2 separate regions of the Homo sapiens genome follow, and region 1 is linked to region 2. A link is a loop called in an ENCODE intact Hi-C map of the cell type or tissue named here. Cell type or tissue: Caco-2. All regions are shown on one strand. Links, peaks and the distances in the headings refer to the core of each region. The heading gives the core; the rest is flanking DNA.

The links. A loop is a pair of places that touch in the nucleus more often than their neighbours do. Peaks named below come from ENCODE experiments on the same cell type or tissue, not always from the same donor. Only the 100,000 strongest peaks of a DNase experiment are listed, where the experiment ranks them.
Region 1: it touches region 2 in a loop (8-fold over the local background); 2 of 110 quality-filtered maps call a loop at or near these places.

The regions. Positions count from the first base shown.
Region 1 is chr12:21,815,613-21,823,643 of GRCh38, forward strand. ABCC9 (ATP binding cassette subfamily C member 9) reads right to left here. Exons shown (of 40, transcript NM_020297.4): 32 at 2,538-2,639; 33 at 1,575-1,695; 34 at 151-281. The region is part of intron 2 of KCNJ8-AS1 (KCNJ8 antisense RNA 1); the gene reads left to right. Among named protein-coding and RNA genes, the nearest start is that of KCNJ8, 45 kb to the left of the region's middle. In Caco-2, for the core only: no CTCF peak of the experiment used is centred there; a DNase peak (open chromatin) is centred at 3,889.
Region 2 is chr12:21,694,243-21,702,273 of GRCh38, forward strand. The region is part of intron 1 of KCNJ8-AS1 (KCNJ8 antisense RNA 1); the gene reads left to right. Among named protein-coding and RNA genes, the nearest start is that of KCNJ8-AS1, 36 kb to the left of the region's middle. In Caco-2, for the core only: CTCF peaks have their summits at 3,782 (motif pointing right) and 3,981; no DNase peak of the experiment used is centred there.

The DNA of each region.
Region 1 (8,031 bases), core at 1,076-6,075, 120 kb after region 2:
TCCCTTTTTTCTTTTATGCAGATAATTTGACCTACATCAGGTAGGGAATATACTTACTTGGCTGGGAAGTATGAAGAGCTTAGGTAGTAAAAAAGCAGACTCCCTCAGAGGTTTTATGTATACAACATATCAAATGCAGTGATTTCATACCTTTTGTCCAGGTTTGATGTAAGCCTTGACGTGCTTAAGAACAGGTTTCAGATTATTTTCATATCTGACACACAGATCATGTATCTTGATCTCCCCTTCTTGTGGCCAATGTTCTGGAACTTGAGAAGGATCTGGAGGATGGGATGGGGAAATAGACAGATAATAGGCAGATAGAGATTGATGTAGAAAGAAATGTATACATACTTAAATACATTTATACATATATATATATTTTTCTAAATTTAAAGTAATACTGAACCAAACTATGTGGCAGTTTTTTTTTTTTTTTTTTTTTTTTTTTTTTTTTTTTTTTTTTTTAGTTTAAATCACATTCAAATAAACACCTTTTGATTACGCACTTTTAAGACAGTTTTTTTCGTGTTTGTTTTTGGAGCCTTAACCATCATCATCTCTCCTTAGCATTCCGTCACTCAATTCTATTCAAAGTGGACAGAGATAGTTCATTTCTGAATTGATTTATTTGTTCAGTCAGTTGGTCATTAAACACTTAGGTGCTTTAAATGTGAGAGGTGCTGTACAAGGTGCTGGGAATATGGAGACGAAAGACACAGCTCAAGGTGCTTTCTGTGTCCTTGGGGAATTGTCCAGTAGGTCAGCACCTACAGTACTACATGGAGGCCCCATGATGAAGGCAAACCTACGGTGCTCTGGGAGCATGGATGGTGCTAACCTTGGAGGTCCAGGAGGGCTCCAAGAGGAAACAGTGCCTGAGATGAATTTTAAAGGATGGGAGATGGGGAAATTTATTTTAAATATATGTACATAGGAGAATAAAGAGGAAAAGAAAGCCTAGCATGTTAGTGTGGCCAGAGTAAAAGTGGTGCAGGTGGATGACAAGAAATGAGACATGAAAGATGGGCAAGGGTTGGCTAATGAAGGGGCTCATGGTCTTAGCTAAGTTTTCTGGATTTTGTCCTTGAAGAACTAGATGACTGTTGAAAAATTTAGGTAAAGGAATGCCTTTTAAGCTTGGAGATATGCATTTAATGAAGATTATTCTGTCCTCAGTATTGAATTTCCTGACAGTATTATCCTAGCAAAGTTGGGAATCTCAGTCCGTATTTTAAGATCCAAATTTCTTGACATCTAAGTTAATAACGTCTTGAGAAAGGGAATATAGTAGTTTATAGTTTAGGTCAGCAATTAATGTAATAAATCCCAAATATTTTCTCTTTAAATGTCATTAAATAAATATCTGTTTGGACTCTGGTTTTATCCAAGACTTTTCAGGCCTAAATAGTCACATCTTTTCCGGTGTACATAATCAAGCAAAGCCAAGATATGAGAGAGTTTTCTGGATACTGAAGTGGAAAGCAAAAGCAGAAACAACAATGTGCCCAACAAACACTAATATTTGTTTAAAATAAATATTTAAGTGAGACAAACAATATTTAGAGCAATACCCATTGTGCCTTCATAGTTCTCTGACTCCATAGTCAGGAAACTGTTCACCTTCTTCACTGCACCCATCTGGACCTCCAGGTCAGCCAAGTTCCTCACAACCCAATTCAAATAATTGGTTATCTGTGTCAGGTGATTAAAAAAATTGTTTTAAATAAATTAAAGTAAGAAGTTGTGGTTAATCACCGGAAATTTTGGAACGAGATAACTTGGACCATTAGTGTACATGTGTGATACAACTCATAAGTGCTACAGAATATTAGAGACCAAGGAGAATGTCATGCGATATATCAGCAAAGAAGGTGTCTGGTTCCTTCAAGGGTCCATAACTGTCACTATTTTGTGAACTGTCCTGATTTCCCTGCATGATGGATAGTGGTATACTCTTCTGTTTGCACTTATCTCATGTATATTCACATTCATTGTAGGCTAGTCCCCAGCTGGGTTGTGTACAACTCAGGACACGGATCCCAAACAGCTTGGAGAGTACTCTGACCACAAGATCTGAGAAGTTCTTAAAAATTGGTTCACAATGCTAGAAGTGAATCCAAACTGTCCCATAAAGCTGGGTTTGGGCCCCAATCTACTATTATTTGCAAGATGTAATCTTGTTATGAATTTAAACCTTTCCTCTAACGTCCATGAATAAGAGTTGGTAATAACTGTAGTAGACCCTCCAACACTGCACAAAATGAGATTTTTTTCCCTTTATTTCTTCTAAAAAAAATGGATACATACGCAGAACATGCAGGTTTGTTACATAGGTATACGTGTGCCATGATGGTTTGCTGCACCTATTGACCCACCCTCTAAGTTCCCTCCCCTCACCCCCACCCCCCAATAGGCCCTGGTATGTGTAATTCCCCTCTCTGTGCTCATGTGTTCTCAACATTCAATTCCCATTTATGAGTGAGAACATGCGGTGTTTGGTTATCTGTTCCTGTAATATTTTTATCCATACCTACCGTAAGTGCATACAGAAGACCCAAGCCTACCAATCCAGAATTCGAAGACCCACTAATGGATGCTATAGATGCAGTGAGGACAATGCAAGCTCCCAGATAATCCTTTGAAAAAGCAAGAGAAAATGTTAAAAGGTTACTCCCAAGTTCTTAAACCAAGTTCAATCAATTTACAGAGGTGATCACTAAGAGAATACACATCATTCCATGTGTGTCCTGTTAAGTTTCAGAGGAAGAATACCTAAGATGTAGAAGAATAATAGCTTGCAATATTAGAGCTGGAATGGAGAGTGAGTCCATGCTCTCACTATATATATCTATATCTATATCTATATCTATCTATATATATATCTATATATAACTATATAGATATATATATATGTGTGTGTGTGTGTGTGTGTGTGTGTGTGTGTGTGATATGGGTTCAGAGAAGTTACACATCTTGCCAGAAGTTAAGCTACAATTGGTGGCACAACAAGGATCAGATGTAGGGTTTACTTTTTTTTTTTTTTTTTTTCCGACTTTCTACTGCATTATGTTGCCAGACAAGCAGTTATTTTTGGACCCGGTTTTCTAGCTCAGATTTCATGTGTGCTTATGTCAGGATTATGATTAGCTCCTTTGTGTTGTGTAGTGAGGCCCTTGCAGAAATTTGTCTGTGGTTAACTTGTTGGGATTTGTATTAGGTTGATGCAACAGTAATAGCAAAACCCACAATTACTTTGGCTCCAACCTACTATTTGAACTTTTTGTCAACTACCTGGCTCAGAGTCTGGGACACTAAACCTACAGATTTCATGTAAATAAGAATAAGCACTATGCTTGCTCAGACAATACAAGTATGGACATGTCTTAATGTATTTAAATAGTGTATGATTCAATTATAAACTCTTTTCCAAAATTAAAACAATTCTTTAATAACAGCCATAGATTCAAATAAAAGATGGGAACATCTGTCCATTTCCTAACGCTTTCTTTTTATCTCATTTCCCAGCGTTCTTAGGTATTGTTCTGTCTCATCATTCAAAAAAGAAATTCTAAAAACTTCTCATGTTAATGTGTCACACATCCCCAAAGCAGGTAGAATTTCAGATATGCTCACTTTCTAGAATTATCTCAAGTCTCATTCCACTGATAAACTCCTTCTCTAGATAGATTTGTCTCTGGTGCCTCAAAAAAAATCTCACAACTAGATGATAACACATTAATGACAGTAATGGAATGTTGAACATGCTGAAGTCAAAGAATGAAGATGTTTCTCAAATGACCTCACATGTGTACATTCCTGTCTCTTTTAAAAACAGCTCGAAAGATCAAACTGTTGGAGAACAACCAATGATCCCAGCCTTGGAAACAAAATCTGGGTTCAGACACTGACCTTGCCCGTTACTAGTTAATGAGCTCAGACAAGCAACTTAAAACCCTCTGAGACTCAATTTCTTCCTTGAAAAATAGAAATGATGTTTAATTCACAAGGATTTTTAAAGGAATAAAAATGTTAAATACCAGTTAGATTTCTCCATCTCCACATACCAGAATGTCTTTTTTTTTCCCTTTGGATAATTTTCAGATGTTTAAAGCAAACTTAAAAATGTGTATGCATCATAAAACATCAAAGGTTAAAGCAGGCACTAAAATTTAATTCCATATTGATGCTCATGATCTTTACAAAGATTAAAGGAAAAAAAATCACATAGAGTTAATCCTTTGAGGCAATAAATTCCACAGAGGTAGTAAATACTTTTTTGATTGCCTCTTCTGATGTATCCTTTTGTTAACAACTTGCCACACCCCTACTAGACTGTTCTTTCTCTTTTCCTCTTTATTTGAATTAACTACATGGATGCAGAGAATAACCAGTCTGGGCTGTTCTTCTGCAGTTTATACATGCCAAAGTGCTCCCAAATACTTCTAAAATATTTACAGCAATATGAATTTTTTCCTTTCAGCCAGTTTGTGTAAAGTTAATACTTTCAAATTTATGTTATACATTTGGATTTCCATATTATTTTTTCTAAAAGTCTCATAGAGTTTCTGTAATAAGTTGCAGAAAGTAAATTAGTACCAGAAAATCCTTCCAGCAAGGTATGTCTGGCTTGACATTAAAAAAAATATGTCATCTGGCTTCTGAGAAATTTCTGTGAGTGGTGTATATGTTAAGAGTTTGAGGCAAGGTACTTCTTTCATTAACTTCTATTCTCTACCTCCTGCCAGCTGACTTCATCCATCCATTCATACATTCTTTAAAAAATGTAAGTCAGGTCATATCACTCCCCTGTTTAGAATTAACAGTGCCTTCCTATTATACTTACAATACATTCAAACTCAGATGGGTGACAAAGCCTTATATATATAGCCTATATATATATATAAAACCTTATATATAGGCTCTCATCTATATATATAGCCTTATCCAGACTATATGTCTGGATTTTGTACCCTGTCTACTCTGACCTCATCTGAGATTACTTTCCTGCTCCTTCACTGTACTCCAACCACACTAGCCTTTTTCCTATTCTTGGGAATACATCAACTTTGTTTCTGCCAGTGACTGCCTGAAATGCTTGTCGGTAGGTCTCTGATACCTGGCTCCTTCCCATCATTTGAGGTTCAACTCAAACATCACCTCCTTGGAAAAGTCTTCCTTTCTTGGTTCCTAACTCCAGCCCTGTGGCTCTTCTCTTTCCCATTGTCCTGTTTTATTTTCCTCAAAGCACTCCGAAGTGTATGAAATTATCTTATTTGCTTATTTGTTTACATGGTTATTGTCTATCTACTCTCATTAGAATCTACGTTCCATGAGGACAGGGTCTTTGAATTTTTACCATTATTATCTCCAGCAATAGGAATAATGCTAAATACATTGATTGTAAAGCTTCAGTACTTGTTTGTGGAGTAAATGACTAGATAAATTCACCCCTTCATAAAACATTCACTGAGTTTTTCTATGAGCTGACTATTTTCCAACTTAGGACTTCTCCCGACTTTTCTTTTAGGATTTGTATGAATCATTTAAGTCTCTACCAATCTCATTTCCAGATTTTAAGAGCTGAACATGTAAAGATACTACAAGCATACATTTTTTGATAAAGTGGGAAGTCCAACACCGAGTTTTATAATCTTTTAACTCCCATGTCCATTTAGAACTGTAATATGACTGTCTCTTAAAAAGCTTTGCTATGTTTAAGTGTTATGAGTTATTTCCTTTTCTAAAGTGAAAAGTACTTTTACCTAAGCCATGAATTTCATCATTCAGTTCCAAATTATTATATATATGTATATATTTTACTATTTTAATTGTGGGAAAAAAACTCACAAAATGCTGTTGCTGTGTTTTTTATAAAGAACAGATTTGGACAAAATAGAACAAGGTCATAGCTGACTGAAATATCAAAAATCACTGGGTCTAAATAAATGGAAATTAAACAGTAGGAGTAATATGAATATAAATATAATAAAGGAAATGTAAAACATTATGCAGTCAATTTCTCGCTATTGAGTTTAGTTTACTATGGAAATCTTTGTATTCTATATTGGGCTCCTGAATTCACCCACTGTAAAGAATGACATGGTAGATTTGATTAGAAGATAATTTAAACTATTTTCCATTGAATTAAAATGATAATTCTGGTAACAGGTAGGTAGTCTTATTCTGGCAAAAGGGCCAGCAAAAGAAGTGAAAACAGATGATGGGAGAAAAAGGAGAAGACTCATCAATAAGTTGTAGTCAATATATATTTTCTGGGCCCCTTTCACGTGGTTAATGTTTTCAAAACTACTTGTATAATTTTCAATATGATCACTAGATATTATTAGTTATTAGGCCAGCAATCCAAATATGCTCAAATTCATATATTAAAATGTTTTAGAAATATTATTTTTGACCCGGTCTTCAGCAAAAGAAAGGCATAGCTTTTTGAGGTACATTTTATAGCAAAAATTTTCAGAAGAGGAACTGATTTTCAAAATCTACAATCAACTAAATTCAAATAGATATTATAGCTTGAAAGCCAATATATCTGTAGTTTAGTATGTATAACAAAGTTATTTTATTATAAAAATATTTTTAAACTTTCTTTTTAAAGAAAAAGTCATTCAGGCTGTCTTTTAATTTTACTAACTAGATACTTTCCAGCTCACTGCTGGATTACTACCACTGCTAAAAACTGTTTTTTTTTTTTCTAAAGTACTGGAAATATTTTAGAGACTACTGATCAGAATTTTATCTTGATTTGCATAAGGGATGAAGCTCCTTTGTGTACTACACTTTTCAAAAAATATTCAGCAAAATCACTAAATTTCAATCACTTCTCTTCAAATATTACAGTAGTATAGAAATGTGAAATTAATAGCTAACATAAAAGCTTTTGTGGCCAGGTGCAGTGGCTCATTCCTGTAATCCCAGCACTTTGGGAGGTCAAGGCGGTCAGATCACGAGGTCAGGAGATCGAGACCATCCTGGCTAACACAGTGAAACCCCATCTCTACACAAAAATTAGCTGGGTGTGATGGCAGGCACCTGTAGTCCCAGCTATTCGGGAGGCTGAGGCAGAAGAATCACTTGAACCCGGGAGGCAGAGGTTGCAGTAAGCTGAGATCATGCCACTGCACTCTAGCCTGGGCGACAGAGTGAGACTCCGTCTCAAAAAAAAAAAAAAAAAAAGCTTTTGTTAGGTCTCCGATGTTCACTTCTTTTACTGTTAAACTTAACAAGTTTAATGATTCACAAAGTGACCCTACGGTTACATCTTTCCATTCCTTTGCAAATACGTGAGAAGCAAATGGCTTAGAGGCAATAAACTAAGAAAGGAGAAGCAGATGGTCTGCATAACTTTCACAGAAGACAGCTAATACTTGGGGATCACTAATAGCATTTATTCTACTGCTATAGCCTTACACATCCTAAGCAATCTACTCAGTGAAAACCACCTTCCATCCAAATGATACAATGAAATGGGAGACTCAACTTAGGAAACAGAAGTTACAACACAGATGAATTATCTACATTCAAAAGAGGGCTTTTATCTGTAGAATAGTAAATTACAGCTTCCATCAATTCTGTGAATTCAATACTCCCCACCAGAAGATTCCCATGTCGAAAGAGAGGTCTCTTTTCAGATTTCTAGTGATTCAAAGACATCTATCTATATTTGGAATTATAATGAAAACTGTAATTCTCTATAAGGCAGCCTTGTAAATAGTTAATAGCAACCCAAAAGTATGTGATCCCTCTCCTTCATATAGCACTCAGGAGCACATTATTGTACCACTGGGTATCTGCAAGAATATATTAGGGCCTTCAAATTACGAGATCACTGCATCCCTGTCTGTCGTTGAATTGTGAACACACAAAAAAGCAGTGTTGTCTCACAAAATAGACTCTTGTGCAAGCTCACCCTAAAGACCATTTTCACTTTAGCCTGTTGACTCTAAAGTATTTATTTTTGGCTTCTTCATGTGAATTTTCTTTTATCCTTCCACCACACAGCAAGACAAA
Region 2 (8,031 bases), core at 1,728-6,727:
GGTCAGGATTTTGTATTGTTTTCTAATCTCAATGGGCAGTCTTGAGGTATGTAGCTTTTGCCATGGTCATAGTGAAACTGGAAAAGTTCCCTTGTCCCCTTCGCAGGGCATGCGAGAGAGGGAGTGGCTAGCTTCTTCAGTGTTTCGCTGCTCACATCTCTGGGGGAGCATACAGATGGGCAGGATGTGGGGCTTCGACCCCATGGCAGTGTCTAGGGGTGAATTTTTACAGCTCCTGAAGCCCCAGTGAGTGTGTGCTACTGGGGGCTCTTAGTTTTGCTGTCTATAGGCAGCTTGTGTTAATCAGCTCAATTAGACACTCTGCCTCGTGGCAAGGACAGAGGCCTTTCTGTATCCCGGGTTCTTGCCTTGGTGTGCCTGAAGAATCGGTTCACACGTGGGCTTGAAGAATGAGTGCAAGGTTTTACTGAGTGGAAGTAGCTCTCAGCAGATGAGGGAGCCAGAAGGAAGATGGTTTTCCTCTGGAGTTGGGCTGCTGGATGGCCTGGGCGCTCTCCTCCGACTGCCCCAGCCAAACTCCGTGTCAGTCTGCCAGTCGGTTGGTGGCTTGTTGGCCTGCTGGTGCTTGTCGGTGCGTTCCTCTCAATGTCCAGCCACCTGCGTGTTCCTCCAGTGATGTGCTCCTCTCGATGTCCAGCCGTTTGTGTGTCTGCCTGTTAGGGTGTTGGGGGTTTTCATAGGCATAGGATGGGGGAGTGGCACGCCAGGGTGGTCTTGAAAAATGCAACATTTGGGCAGGAAAACAAAAATGCCTGTCCTCACCTAGGTCCCTGGTCACAAGGCAGGTGGTGGAGTCCTAGTCAGGGACCACGCCCTTCCCTATTTCCGTATCATTTAAAGGGCCCACACCAGCACTTCCCTTCCCAGCACTTCCCTTCCCCACTTCCGTATCAATAGCAGGGGTGGGATTCTTAGGACATCAGTGCTCACGGGAGTGGGACAGTGGTTTAATAAATAATATTATCTTTGGAGATAGACACATACACACACATACCACACACTCAAGCACCAGGTAAGTGAATAATGTTTCATTCAACCTTGTTTTCTCATCGCATTGATGAGAAAAAATATCGCTTCTTCCTACGGCCACTGTCGTGTGAACCTTGAGTATTCTCCCCATGTCTGCATGGGTTTTCTCTGGGTACTCAAATTTCCTCCCACATCCCAAAGATACGCACATTCAGTGAATTAGCATGTCTAAATGGCCCCTGTCTGAGTGAGTGTGAGTGTGTGTGCCTGAGTGTGCCCTGTGATGGGATGGCGGCCTATCCAGGGTGGGTTTCTGACTGGTGCCCTGAACTGCTGAGACAGACTCACCCACCTACAACCCCGAGCTGGAATAAATGGGTAGATAATTATCCTGCTTGAGTATATTAATAGTTAAAAAATGTATATATAGTTCAAATATTTTTCTATGTTTAATATTAGAAGTGCTTTGGCTCTTTATTTAGAAGTCTGGTGATGTTTTTGTGACCAGAAATTTGTTGTAGGAACTGAATCTTATTTATATCAAGTAGCTGGTGGTAAAATTGGTTTTGTTATATGTCGTTTTGTTTAAACTTTTGTTTAACAAGCAATAGGTTCAAAGAACCTATTTAAGATATAAAGTGAGGAATTAATGTGTGTGTGTGTGTATATATATATATTTTGTAAAATCACTGCCTTTTTAAAGGGTAATTTGGGAACATTTTTATCATTCCTCGGAACGAAGGATAAACATTCCTTTCCTTAAAAATAACATTGGAACATCATTTTCCAGAAATATAAGAATTCTCTCACAGTGGTTGCTATTTTACTTTTCAATGACTTGCCAAAACTAGAAAGCAGAACATATAAAATTTCATCTGGAAATGATTTCTGGGACTTATGTGGTTTTTGTGCTGCTATTCTTTTTTGTGTGTTTTTATGTTAGGAAAAGTCATAGAAGAAGCCAAATTTGGTGTAGGAGCTGAATTAGTTACTGTGATTTACTAGAGATGGACAGGGACTGTGGCAGTCTTTGGCAGGCCTCGAGGAGCAAACTGACAAAGCTGTCATTTTCACATTTAGAATTTTCCATGTGTTCACTGCCAGCCTAGAAACCCCAGGAGCGTGGTGTCCCCTACATTTTCCAATATGTGAAGATGTTCTACCCAGATCTCTCATATGATTGATTCTACAGCCCATATAGAGTCTTGCCCTGTTATTCTAGAGTCACCATTCAGAGTCATCCAATATTCTGAAGAGCTCTTTTCCTTTCATAAAGGCCTTTTCATATCGCTGAAAACAGTTAATCATCAATCTGCATTGAATATCCAGTATATAAAAGAGACTGAAATAATAAACGCCAACTTTTATTGAGTGCTTAACATGTCACAGGCATGATGCTAGTTAAGCTCTTTTCATGGATTATCTCACCTAATTTTCAAAAAGGTTTATTAGTATTTCAAAGGGGCAAAACTGAAGATCTGAAGCCTAGTACTTTTGCAATACTGTAAAGTTGCTAGTGGTAGAATGCTTTCTGATTTTGAAATCCACACTGTTAACCAAGAGACCACTTCATTAGCTAATGAGGGTTCTCTGGAGTTGCTAAAGGAAATGTCATTCATACTTTCTTGAGAGGAATGGATCATATTGCACAGGAAAGGGATGTAAGAACATATATGTATTGTTCTTACATCATATATGTGTGTGTACTAAAGCCCTGTTAGAATGATGAGCAAGGAAGGAATGAGTTTAACCTTTAAATTAGACTGACCTTGCTTCAAAACTTGGTTTCTCCACTCACTCCCAGTGCAGACTTAGATGAGTTATTCATTGCTCTGAGCCAAGTTTTCTCCACGCTTAAATAGGAATAATAATTCTCCAAAGTTTTTTTGAGAATTTGGAAATACTAATATGTGCATAAAATGATTGAAACAGTGTCTGACATATAGAAAGCAAACCCTAAAAAGTAATATATAGATAACCTTTGAGGCATTTTCAAGTCAGTGAATTTTTACGTTTGGCAAGGACCTGGGTAGTTGAAGAGGATAATATGATAGGCAATACAAGTGAAAATAAAAGAAAGCATAAAGACTTGAAAGCAGAAACAAACAAATGGTGTGTGTGTGTGTGCAACGTAAGAAAGTTTGATTTCCTATATAGAGAGTTTAGTATGCTGTGTAATGTGAGATCACATTGCTTAGTGTGTGATAGAAGCTTGGGTGTAATAGAAGCTTAGATATGATGGGAGCTGCTGTGGAATCCCCCTGCAGAGTCAAAGTCTGTCATGTTGAAACTCCACACTGTCAAAAGCAATGGTATCTTGAAGTTTGTCTGATTTAATTATGTTGACAACTTCCTAGGAAAGACACCTTCAGAGCCTGATAGAGGCAAGCAGGTGATGAGATGTCCGTTTTGTATGCTGTGCCCACCACATAGCATGATTGTAAATACTTAGTTCTCTTGAAATAACAACTGTGAAGGAGGAGTGCCATGGGGAGGTGAAACGGATGCAATGATCATTTAACTTTTTCTATGGTTCTTGGGCCTGAAAAGTAGGAACACCTCTATGTTCCTGGAAATTGAGAAAAAAAAAATGTGAATCAGAAGAGATCATATATTCCGTATTGCGACTACTCTGAGTCATATCAGTAACACAAACATTTGATAATCATTTCTTAATTAAACTTCTGAACATTTTTTGACATTTTATAAAACAATGCTTTTCCCAAACTAATTCTATTTTGAGCTATCAGAATGTATATCCTGTTTTCTTGCATTTTCACCACCAGATGGCAGTGATAACCTATTCATTCATTTCTTTCTCTTTTTTTTTTTTTTTTAATCGTTCTCTTGTTTAATGTTATTCTAGAAATGAACCAGTAGCTCTAAATTAAAAGTGATGGCCAAAAATTCCCACTTTATTTTCTACGACAAGTCAGCATGCTAGAGTCACAGTTCCCTTGTGCAAAGAAGTGAACAAAACGTGCATGGAGGGAAGCACAGGAAATATCGTGATTTTGTGTGAGAGCTGGAATGCCACTAAGTAATAAATGACTCTGGTAAATTGTAAAAGACTACCTTGGGTTGTGTATATTAAAAGTATATAAATTTCCGTGTGTGTTTGTGTCAGAGAGAGAGAGGTCTTTGGGTTTGGGGTAGAGGTTGTATAAATGTGACTTCAAAATGTCGCCTGTCATAGGCTACCCTTGTCACATTCTAGGGTTAACCCTGTTAAGGGTGAAAAAGTGAAGTTATCAAAAAATGAAGTGGGCCCTTACACAGCACAGATGTACATGACCTCGGTCTTTACTCCACTTAATCACCACTTCCTTACTCAGTTTGTCTTAATATTGCTTATTTCATTTTTCAGATATTTTCTGCAAGAATAGTTTTCTTGTTTAACTATCCTGGATTTACAAATACATGTTTCAGCTTGGAAAACAAAATTTTTTGTTTAACTTTTTGTATTTCGTAGCAATAGCAATGAAAATCTTCTAAAGATTGGGGGAAAAACCTATAATTTTTTTGGACACACTTCTTTAAACTTTGCTTGATGAGGCTGTTTTTAAATGAAACATTCACATGCAAAATTCAAGAGACCGGGAAAAATAGTCTGAAATTGATAAAGTTGTTTGTCCATTGTATTTTTAGTCAGGATTATCTGGACCATTTTTTAACATCTTGGAGTCGTCAGTTGATCTGGTTTTAGTTTCAGCTGAAAAGGACAATTTTCTGTTCTCCTTCAGTTAACCAAGACGTGGTCACAGACCAGGCAACACAGGTTTTGTCAGTGAGATACCATGGAAAGGAAAAGAGGCCTTATAATTATAATCAATAGGTCTGGGTTTGATGGTGTACTTTCAAAGACCACACATATGGCTGTGGGCATGTTTTTATCATGATCTATAAAATGGGGATAATAACGCCTATATGGGGTTCATTGAGATAAAGTCTATGATCTTTTGGCATGCACGCAATAGTCAATAGAGAGTTTTCTTTCTCTCTCAGTTTACCCCCTGGATAAAAGTAGGTTGATTCTGGCTTAAGTTACAAAGAGGAAAAGCTGTGTCTTCCACATTTGTTTCTTCCAGAAGTTTACTCCATAACCATCCACTTCCATGCCTTTCTTTGGTCTGGAATTTTCCTGATGATAAGCTAATGGGGAAAATAATTTTTTATTCTTATGCTTTTTGCAGCCTTTTAAAACACATAATATGCATCTAGAAGTTAAGCTTCTTTACTTAATTGAATAAGAAACAACATTACAAATGAATGCAACATAGTGAAGATTAAATAAGGTAATTAACAGGTCGGTGCTTTGAAACGTTTATTCTGTTATAGGATTGGAAGGATGTAAGAGCATGCTTTAATATAGAAGGTTTCTAAAAGCCTATGTCTTAAAGGGGCCTCTAAGATCCATCTCCACTAAAGAGCTTCCAACTCTGATATATATTTCTGATATATATTTCTGAGCAGATATGGTAATTGGCCTTTATGTTCTGGAATGACACAGATTTCCAAAGGCAGGCAACATTCAGTCTTTCCTACAGTTTCGGCATTGACTGATTGATATTTTATTTTCAAATAGCTTTATACTTTATTTTTGAAATAGAGGATAATGTTCCTATGGAATCTTGGCATCCTGAAGGAATAACTTGTGTTTTAAAAATTTGCTTGGGGACATTGTGGTGTTTAGGAACTCAAAAACCACATGGCACTTTGACAAACCTGTGCAATCAAACCATATTTGTTCAATGAAAGCTTTGGGTTGCCTTATTCTAGAATGTTGAATGCTCAATAGCTTCCTGACTTTGATGTGGTGAAGTTGGAGAATTTTTCATGTGGGGAGTAGTAATCACTTTCTATCTTGCAATGGTGGTACAGGAATTTGTTTTTATGGGAGATGTTCCCTTTCATCCAGGAGTTTCCCAATGCTAATGTTGGATGAGAAGCTCTGAAATCCAGTGAAGGAACCAAAATGCAGTACAGTTCTTCCCTAGTAGCTAAAGGGGGTTGGTTCCAGTACCCTCCACCCCTTGTGGATAACAAAATCTGTGGATGCTCAAGTCCCTTATACAAAATGGCATAGTATTTGCATACAACTGTGCACATCCTCTTGTATATTTTAAATCATCTCTAGATTACTTATAATACTTAATATCATGTAAATGATGTATACATAGTTGTTATACTATGTTGTTTTAAAAATTTGTATTATTTTATTATTGTATTGTTATTTTTTATATTTTTGTCCACAATATTTTCAATCTGAGGTTGGTTGAATCTGAGACATTGGAACCCATGGCTATGGAGGATTGACTGTACCTTCAGACTGAAGCATTAAGTGTACTATTTAGTAATAGTAATTGTATCTATTGGCTGAACTTTGTTTCTGCAAAGTTAGAAATCCTCCCTACCCCATATTTTGATTTATGTAGCCTAAGGCCTCTTTGTTTTAGATAGGTGTGTAGATGCTTCCCTCCCCCAAGAATTTATTCACAGGAGATGGGAAGCTGAGACTCTGTTATCACTGACGGATGCAAAGACTGTTCATCATTTTATGAGGGAAGCCAGAGAAATGAGATGGACTGGGCTTAGTGGAAAAGAACCTTAACATTTGTCCTTCGCAAGGAGTTACGTGCAATTGACATTTGTGATTGTCTTGTCGGGAGCATGTAGCCAGAGACTCCTGTGGGAAGAGATGCGCAAGAGAGAAAATATTGATAGATATGAATGTAGACACACATATACATATACCATAGGCATATCTGTATGTACATACAAAATAGTTTATCAGATCTTACTGATATATTTCCAATTAAAATTAGGGAAAGAGATGTGTGTGTCAGGGATTGTTTTTACTTTAACTACAACTACTTTCTTCTGTATCAAGAATCTTGGTTCCCATGAATGCAGGAGATAATAAAATTAGAATTTCCCGTAATTATTACTTTATCCCATGTTATAAACAGAATAGTCTTAAAATAACCATACCAAAATCTCCACCATGAAAAATTACTGAGAATTGTTCAAATATATTTTGCATATTCTACACATTATGTCAATTTTTTATAACTTCACTACTTTGCTTAAATATAAAACCATTATATATTATACTCTCTTCCTTTAATCTTCACTTCATCTGGCTCTACAAGTAACTATATGTTTAATACTCCTCTTCAGTCCTCATACCGATAATTTTCTATTCATTTTGGTTGTCTAAAGTACCTACCATAGTAGATTCCTAAGGAGGAAAATAGAAACAACATTCCTTCAGTTTTTGCATGCTGATAAAAATTCATGTGTGCCCTTTATACTTGAAGGTAAATTTTGTTGGACATAAAATCCACGGCATACATACATATGTATGTATCTTCAAGTTTATTCTACTTTTTTCTGGGATAATACATTGCTGTCCAGAAGTCTGATGATAATATAATTTTCTTTCCCTTATGTCATTTTGTCTTTTTTGTACATTGATGTTTTGTGTGGACATAAACTGCACATGTTTAAAAGGTATGTGGTAGGCAGCATTCTACGATAGTCCCCCAAATTTCTACTCCTGAGAGTGTACACCCTGTATAATCCTCTCTGTTATGGACCGAATGTTTGTGGCCCTCCTGTTCCAATTCAAACATTGAAGCCCTAACCCCCAATGTGATAATATTTGGAGACAGAGCCTCTGGGAGATAATTAGGATTAGATTAGGTTATGAGGGTAGGGCCTTTATGCAATGCCACGATCTCGGCTCACCACAACCTCCGCCTCCTGGGTTAAGCGATTCTCCTGCCTCAGCCTCCCGAGTAGCTGGGATTACAGGCATGCAGCACCACACCTGGCTGATTTTTTTGTATTTTTAGTAGAGACGGGGTTTCTCCATGTTGGTCAGGCTAGTCTCGAACTCCCGACCTCAGGTGATCTGCATGCCCCAGCCTCCCAAAGTACTGGGATTACAGGCGTGAGCCACTGCACGCCTGTAAGGTGGGTTTTTGATGAAGTCAATTTCCATGTTGTGAGATGGCTACGTGACAAGAACCTGGGGGC